Linked DNA regions of Homo sapiens: region 1 is linked to region 2. Evidence: read pairs that join two places in POLR2A ChIA-PET (ENCODE). Cell type or tissue: HepG2. All regions are shown on one strand. Links, peaks and the distances in the headings refer to the core of each region. The heading gives the core; the rest is flanking DNA. Region 1 has its middle 9.0 kb from the start of ZFP36L1. Region 2 holds the start of LOC105370547 (a long non-coding RNA gene).

What was found. Peaks named below come from ENCODE experiments on the same cell type or tissue, not always from the same donor. Only the 100,000 strongest peaks of a DNase experiment are listed, where the experiment ranks them.
Region 1: POLR2A ChIA-PET joins it to region 2 with 20 read pairs; 24 of 35 experiments call an interaction of 5 or more read pairs at or near these places.

The regions. Positions count from the first base shown.
Region 1 is chr14:68,781,919-68,786,307 of GRCh38, reverse strand. No RefSeq gene overlaps it. Among named protein-coding and RNA genes, the nearest start is that of ZFP36L1, 9.0 kb to the left of the region's middle. RefSeq lists silencers at 53-102, 123-192, enhancers at 1,435-1,494, 1,639-1,783 and a cis regulatory region at 1,704-1,717. In HepG2, for the core only: no CTCF peak of the experiment used is centred there; DNase peaks (open chromatin) are centred at 1,637 and 2,217; H3K4me3 peaks cover 686 bases.
Region 2 is chr14:68,725,809-68,730,197 of GRCh38, reverse strand. LOC105370547 (a long non-coding RNA gene) reads right to left here and starts at 2,175. Exons shown (of 4, transcript XR_007064227.1): 1 at 2,060-2,175; 2 at 1-390. In HepG2, for the core only: no CTCF peak of the experiment used is centred there; a DNase peak (open chromatin) is centred at 1,717.

The DNA of each region.
Region 1 (4,389 bases), core at 125-4,124, 56 kb before region 2:
TTTAATCATTCACCTTGAGCTCATTCCCTGCAGGCATACCTGAGCATGTGGCAGACACCTTTCTAACTTCCCCTCTCATGGTGACGCTGGTTAGGTTCCTAGAGGCCCAGGCGTACCTCCTGGCCAGCCCTGAATTTCCTCTAGAGGAGACAGTCCTTTGACTGAGTCAGTCCTTTGACTTTGTCTAACCAAGATAGAGACATTGACTACTGGAGGCCCTGGAGGGTGGGGGTTGGCTGTAAAGCCCAGGGGAGACTCCTTATCATGTGGGGAAGCTCCATGTCCCCGGGTCTTAACCCTTTACCTCTACCTAAGTGTCTCCCTGGGGAACTCACTCAGGCTGGGATTTAGGTAACCCAGGCCCATGTGTGGTGGCCACAAGAGCCTGGTTGTGTCCCATTGAGTCCTTAAAGTTAGAGGAGATGGCCCTTGGGAAAGGGAACAGCAGAATATTTCAGGCCCATTATTTCTCCAGGATGTTAGAAGAAGGGGCCTCAGCAGCAGCCCTGTGCTGTAGTCTGGCAGGGAGGCCAGGGAAGTGTGAGCCCAGAACTGGCAAGAAACCCCTATCTCTGAGCTCCTCTGCAGCTAGGAAGGATAGGAACTATGCTGAGGGAGTTGAAGGGAAGGCTTTCACGAGGGAAGTGGGTCAGGAAAGGCCAGGCCAATCCTGGGGCACAAAGCCTTCTTCTCCACCCCTTACCCTGGAGGCCAGGGTGTCTTGAAGGCTGGGTTTAGGGGCCTGCACCAGGTCTGCCATGGATGGGTGGGGCCTCTGTGGCTACTGGCCCTGCAACCCACTCTCTGGCTGTTGGATGAAGATCTTCTCTTGGAGCAGCTCAAAGAAATGAGCTATTTTGGCCACCGAGCAATGCCTTTCCTGGCCTGGAGGCCTCATTCTCAGGAGGAAGGCTATGGTTCAGTGACACTCATGAAAGGAGGGCTTTGAGGGCCAACTGAGATTGTGGGTTAGTCTGAAGATGGGTTTTACAGTCAACTGGATCACGAAGCACTGGTTACCGAAGAGGCAGGGGTCATGGCAGGGGAAGGATCCAGGGCGTGAAGGAAGAAGGGGTGTTGAATGGAGCCCTTGGACCAGGGTTCAAATCCCAGCTCCCCTTCTACCAGCTTGTGCTTTGGATAAATGACTCAACCTTGGATTTTTCAGCTGTATCTCAAGGAGTTACTATGAGATCAAGCGAGCCATTAGTCATGACAGCTCTTTGTAAGTGCCAGGTAGTCCTCTAAGAATTTCCTGTGTGTTAACTCATTGAATGATCATAATGACCCCACGGAGGAAGCTCTATACTGTTCCTTTTGTATAGATGGAGAAATTGGGGTGCAGAGAAATTCACTAATTTGTCATACAGGGAGTCGGTGTCAGGATTTGAACCCAGGCAGGCGACCTCCATCACTATGCTAGAGTGTTGTAGGCTGGGACACTGGAGCAGTCCCTGGCACACAGTAACTGCAAATCAATCAGTGTTAGTTGCCCTCTCCCTTGGCCTTTTGTGGAGATTCTGCATGAACACAGGAGGCAACGAGTTGGATTAGATGATTCTGCACACACCCCCTCCGTTGAGTGCCATGACCTCACCTCCCATGAGGCCCTGCATTGGCACATTTGGAGGACGGAGTCTGGGAGGAGGGGGTAGGCCATCCCCTTGGACTTTCCCCTTCTCTGCCTGCCATGAGGTGGCTTCTGTTAATGATCAACAGACCAAAGGGTGCCCTAGGGCTGCCTCAGGGAGTTGGCTCCATGCCCTTCTTCCCCCGGGGTCTTCCACCCCTGTGTGTAGCCAACCATTTAATCATGTCTGGGTGGACTGACTGGAGGCTACCTGAGTTCAGAGGGGGAGGAGGTGGGGAGGTTAGCCAGGCCCCTGGTCACCCCCTTGCTGCCTTGCAGGTGGCCCTTCTAAGGCCTGCCACTTGCCTGCTGGGCAGAAGGCAGAGATTCTGAAGGTTGGAAAGCAAGGCAAAATCTCAGCCTTTTCTTGAATAAGGTCAGCACTGGGGGTCTCACCTCTTGATAGGTAAGGCTGGTGTTGAGAAACCTGGCCTACAATGCTTTCTGTGGGAGTCCCAGATGGTTACAGCTGAGTTACCATCATAGAAAACCAGACTCTGAGGAGCCAGGGCAGGGGCTGCCCATAAGAGCCAGCTGCTGGTCAGTGGACAAGGATGCCTCCTCCACATTGAAGCTGTTTGCAGTTGTTCTGAAATGTTGGCAAAGCCCAGGTCTCAAAGTACAGGGCTGTGAGTGATGACTGTACCTGTGCTATCAGCTTGGGTTGCAATGAAAATAAATATGGGCAATCGCCAAAACTAAGGCAATTTTTTCAGCACCTGGAGCCAGGCAGGTAGCTTCCCCCTGACTCCAAATGTACCTCAGGGAGAAGGAGCTCATGACCACACAGGTCAGCATTCATTTCCGCCAATCCCAGTATTCCAGAGCTATGGGAGGCTCTATTGTCCGTGGTAAGGAGCTGGTTTTGGAGTTACAGGGACCTGGGTTCAAGTCCCTGTTTGGCCTCAAGGTCACTCTGTGACTTCAAGCTAAACACTTAGTAAGAAGTTCAGATCCCAGTTTCCTCATTTGTAAAATAGGATGATGGTGATAATGATGATGATAATGACACCTAGGTCAATGGATAAACAAACAAACTGTGGGATTGTCACATCATGGAATACTATGCAGCTATATAAAAGAACAAATAACTGGTACACAACAATGTGGAAGAATTGCTAAAACAAAGTTGAATGAAAGAAACCAGCCACAACAGAGCACATATTGCATGAGCCCATTTGTATGAAGTTCATAAACAGGCAACAGTGATCTATGATAATTGATATTTGATTAGAGGATAGAGAATACATGTAAAAGTTCATTGACCTGTGCACTGAAGATTTGAGCACTTCACTGTAAGTTATACTTCAAAAAGACAAACCTATACAGTTGTCGTGAGTGTTAATACATGTAAGGAAAAGAAAAAGAAATTCAGTACCTGGCCCATTATAGGCACTTAATAAATTGTGGCTGGTCTTTGTAATAGCAACAACTGGATGATGCAGGTACTGTTCTAGTCCCCTTTTATAGAAGGAGGGAATGGTCTCAGAGCAGGTGAGTGACTTGCCCAGGGGATGTGGGGCTTGAATCCCACCCCAATGGCTCTCAAGCTTGCACAGTTTCCTACTACCTAATACTGTCCCTCAGTGAACAGGTGCTGTTTCTGCAGGAAAGCTAAATTTGCAGTAACCCAGGCACAACGAAGTTGACTAATTAGTAAGTGTAATCATCTGCATTAGAAAAGTTTTTCTTTTTGCAGATTTAAAATAAGCCTCCTTGCTAGTCAGTACCTCCTACGCCCTGTGGGAGGTAAAGGGAGGCCGAGTTGGGGGCTAGCTGGGCTCTGAGCGGCCGGAGAGTGGAGAGCCTTGACTGTCTGGTGGGCCAGCATCCAGAAGCCACTGTCCTGGGAGCCACCCCTGTGGGCTGCTTGCCTGCCTGTCCTGGCCTATCCCTCCCCTGGGCTGATAAGGGCTTAGAGGGGCCTTGGGGAAGGGCTGCCTGGCCCAGCCCCTCTTTACTGGCCCTCAAACTCAAGGGTGCATGGAAGCCTTACATGGCTGTCGCAGCACCACTTCCACCCTCTGTTCCATTCTACTTTTTTGGGAAGTGGTCCTTGGAGCTCCACAGGAAGATGTTCAGCTCAGCCAGTAGATCCAGCCACCCCAAGGAGCTGGGAGTGAGTTCTTGCTGGGCTGACCTCCTCTGTGCAGTGTCTGCACAATTGGCTCAGCCTCAGTGCTCTAGGAAGGGCCCAAGGCTTGGGGTCAGACAGCAGGGCAAAATTTGAAGAGATACTTACTCTCAGGGTCTTACGAATGAGTGTCTCCCGAAGTTGCACACGCTAGGCTTCTGACTTGCTTTATTCTCATTCCAGCCCTGTCAGGCGGCCCTGGATTTGTGATCCTGCTCAGCCACTTTCAAGCTGTTTGATCTTGAGCAAGTTGCTTAACCTCTCTGAGACTTGTTTTTCTCCTCTACGCATGGGGTACAGGAAGCATACTCACCCTGCCCACATTATAGGGCTGTGGTGAGGATCAGATGAAATGGAGAGGAAGGAGCTCTGGAAATGATAAGACCCTAGACAAAGGTCATATTGAGAGTGTGGGAGCAGCTTGCAGTCCTCAGAATGACAGAGCCCTTCTCTAAAGATGTTTGAGTATCAAAACGTGGTGCTTTGCCACCTTGGCTCACTCTCTCGATTTTCTGCCTCAAACTCACATATGGTGTGTGCGTTATAGGTGGTTCTCTTGAATTTATATAGTAAAAATAATAACATGAACCAGCATTTGTGAAGACTTACCATGCACACTGGGGGC
Region 2 (4,389 bases), core at 164-4,163:
TAAAAGTGTGGCATCTGCCAAATGAAAAGAAAGGAAGCAGAGTGAATATGTTGATATGGTGGCTTAAGAAGATAGAATAGTGTAAACCGACACACTGTTCAAGAGTCTTGAAATGATTTTTTTAAAAAATGGAAAACAGAACCCCAAACCCCTATCTGGTATAGCAGAGAGTTCTTGGAAAGGATGAGAATGGGGTTCATGGCTGCTTTGGTGGAAAGGCTTGCTTGGTTCTTCTGCCTTTGCCGGGGGACCTGGGAGTGGGAAGGGGATGTTGGGGGAGAGGTCACTGTGTTTTCCTGAGAGGGTGGCGAGGGTCATCACCGTGAAGTACTTCCTCATGCACACTGCGGTCAGTTCCTTCAAAGCCTGGCTCCGATGGGTGGGTCTCATCTGAAAGACACAATTTGAGGAAACCTAGAGGGCGGCTCCTAAGATGAGGAAACACCTGGATGGCAGGTCTCTGATAAGGAAACAATCCTGAGATACCACTGCAGCTGCTTTGCATGCATGACCTATGCCCAATCAGATGACCATCTGCTTTAATCATCATAACCAAATAGTAATAATAAAAAGATCAAGGAATCACTTATCACCTAATTAATTTACTTACTGACTGGTGGGTTGGCAGAGAAACAAGTCTGGGCAATGCAGAATAACAAGCTACTTAGAAAATATGCAGAGAGGCTGGGTGCAGTGGCTCACGCCTGTAATCCCAGCACTTTGGGAGGCTAAGGCAGGCGGATCACAAGGTCAGGAGTTCGAGATCAGCGTGACCAACATAGTGAAACGCTGTCTCTACTAAAAATACAAAAAAAAAAAAAAAAAGAAAAATTAGCCGGGTGTGGTGGTGCACGCCTGTAATCCCAGCTACTCAGGAGGCGAAGGCAGGAGAATCACTTGAACCTGGGAGGCGGAGGTTGCAGTGAGCTGAGATTGTGCCACTGCACTGCAGCATGGGCGACAGACTGAGACTCTGTCTCAAAAAAAAAAAAAAGAAAATACGCAGAGGATGGCAACCCAGGGAAGAGAAAGTCACGTGAGCTCACCTCTGTGCTCTCGAGTGCATATAAATTCATGTAAGTTTCAAGACAATTCAGTGAGGTTGGTGTGATTATTATTCTCATTCTGTAGATGAAAAAACCGAGGCTTGTGTAGATTAACTAACTCGAGCAAGATCACGAGGTTGGAGGTGGTGAGCACTGGGTTTTGAACGCTATCAGATTATCCTCGATCTATACAGCAGCCTATAGTCAGAAAAGCATTTTCAGATCTGAAATTTCACTTGATTCTCAAAACCACTTATGGCAGGAGGTGATTCCCATTTACAGCCACAGAAGCTGAAGGTCATGGAGTTTAAGTGACATGTTCCAATCACAAGACTCTATGTGGCAAAGCTATGACTGCTCTGGGGCTTTTCACACGATGGCCTGTTTCCTGATCTCAAATTCCATTCTCAAATATCTGGGAACATTTTTTTGATTTGTTTGTTTGTTTGTTTGTTTGTTGAGATAGGGTCTCACTCTGTTGCCCAGGCTGCCGTCCGTTGGCGCAATCACAGCTCACTGTAGCCTCTCAACCTCCCAGGCTTCAGCAATCTCCAGCCTCAGCCTCCACAGGCTAGCTAGGACCACAGATATGCCTTTTAAAGTTTTTGGTATAGACAGGGTCTTGCTACACTACCCAGGCTGCTCTTGACCTCATCCAGGAAGACTTTGATGTCTGCCTTTCACTCATACATATATTTATTCAGCCATTCAACTAATATTTGCCAAGCACCTGTCATGAACAAGGCATCAAGGAGAACGGAAAACAAGCTAGATTTTTAAGAAGTCCCTGTGAATAAAAAGAATCTTATAATCTCACCGTCTGTGTCTGCCCTCACAACTATCAGTGGAAATTTTCCAAAATCAATGTGCTAACAGATGTGTTTTATTTCATAAGCTGGCACACTTAAAATTGAAGAACTAAAATGTTAAGAACTATTGAGTCACAAACATTCTCTGAACACCTTACACCTTAAAATGGAGGTAGTAATTCAGTAAGGTTTGGATGGACTCACGGTGACACCTCAGTGGGACACTTCCAATTCCTGGAGACAGAGGAGAGAAGAGTTTTGGCCAAGGCTCCCTTTGGCTGTCCACATTTGCTCAGACACTCAGCCTAGCTAGCATTCCTGTCTCCCCCCACTGTCCCTGCAGAATCTATTGTGAAGGGGCCCCTCCCATGGTCAAGCTTCCTCCCCATATCAGATTTTATGGCCCGGCTACTTCCTGGACAGGGCCAAACACTTAACAGATGCCTAGACTTGTATGGGTCAACGTCAGTGCGTATGCCGGTCATATTTCCTACACACCCATCTGTACAGAATCACACATTAAACATGATTTCTCACACAGAACTTCCATGGGGAAATCCTCACCCCCAAAGTGACAGAAGTTGCCAGAATATGTACAGGGAGGTAAAAAGCACTTAAAGACAAGTGAGCACGGTCATTTGCCCTGGAAGAGCATGCAGTGTTGGGAGAGCTGATAAACAAAATTTCCATCCCTCTCCATTCATCATTCATCAGTAAGTCATGCAGGTCAAAGTGTAGGGGGAAGGGGAAGAGGGCAGAGAGAGGAGAAAAGGGAAACTAAGAATTTTTTTTTTTTTTTAGAGATGGGGTCTCACTATATTGCCCAGGCTGGCCTCAAATTCCTGAGCTCAAGTGATCCTCCCACTTCAGCCTCCCAAGTAGCTGGGACTACAAGTGTGAGCTACCACACCCAGAGAGCTATGGAGTTTCCATTGTAAGGAAAATGAAGATGACAAAGGAATGCTGGGGACAGGCTTTTGAAGGGAATAGATCAACTCAGGCTGAAGTGCAGTGGCACAATCACACTTTAAATGAGTACGTTTTTAAATTTGTGAGTTGTATCTCAATAAAGATATTTTTAAAAATAGATACCTTAAACCTCACACATTTAAAAAATACAGGATATGGTATACAAAGAATAGATAGGACATACTTAAACTAAAAAAAAGAAATTACTTATTATTCATCTGAAATGAAAAGTTAACCAGATGTCCTATATTTTATCTGGCACTCCTACCTCCCCAACCCTCAACACCCAAAGCTCTTTGAATTTGTTTTTATTTTCTGTCCATATGAAGTACCTCTTGGGGCAAAGAGCTTCAAGTTTTATTATTCTCTTTGTGAAGCAGTGTCATGCTTTGTCTTCACTTCTCTTAAGTGTCCCCTTCCCACATATTTCAGAAAACGATGTATTTCTGCTGGGTTGTTTTCTCCTTAATGCTATGGAGGTCCATGCTCAGCCTTGGGCTTCCCAAAGAGAAATATGCTGGACACATCAGACAATTTTTTCTTGGCCAACTCATCCCTCCATCCCTTCTTTATGGTTGCCTTTTTTCAGGTCTCTTGTTAGGAACTCATGACTGAATAGCATCCAACAGACCACCAATCCAGATGTGATGGCCCAAGGGGATTCAATATGGGTGGGGGAAAACTCACTGAGGGTTTTCCAGGTCCTGTCCTGATAACGCTCACATTAGTCAAGAACCAAGTGTTTAGGAAGCACATTCACAATGGATAAAAGCCACGCCGTAGCATAAATCCATTTGCTATATGGAGTCTAAATCTTGCCTTTTTCTGTTTCATGTGATGTGATGTATGTGTGTGTGTGTATGTGTGTGTGTGTGTGTGTGTGTGTGTGTGTATGTGTTGTGGTTTTTGTTTTTTGCCTGTTTGTTTTTGTTAGCCAGATAAAAATCCAGTAAAACAATTGAGAGGATGGTGGAGGGAAGGCAGGTAATATGGTTTGGCTCTGTGTCCCCACCCAAATCTCATCTTGATATAATTCTCACATGTTGTGGGAAGGGACCCAGTGGGAGATAATTTGAATCATGGGAGCGGTTTCCCCCATACTGTCCTCATGGTAGTGAATAAGTCTCATGGGATCTGATGGTTTTATCAGAGGTTTCCACCTTTGCATCTTCCTCATTTTTCTCTTGCCACTGCCGTATAAGAAGTGCCTTTCATCTCCCACCATGATTCTGAGGCCACCCCAGCTATGTGGAAGTGTAGGTCCAATTAAGCTTCTTTTTGTTCCGAGTTTCGGGTGTGTCTTTATCAGCTGCATGAAAGTGGACTAATACAGCAGGTAAGAAGGATCACAGTGTGGTCTTCTGGATGCTTTCAGTGCAAGAGAATACACAATGAAGATGGTGGTTGTGTTAGGAGGGCGGAATTATGACTTTTATTCTCTCTTTCCTGTTTTCCAAACTTTATATAATATAGTTCTCTAAAGATAAAGAATTTGAAAGAGTGCTTAAATTTTCATTTAAAAAAATACAAGGCCTCACAATTAAAACTGACTACAAAAAGAAAAT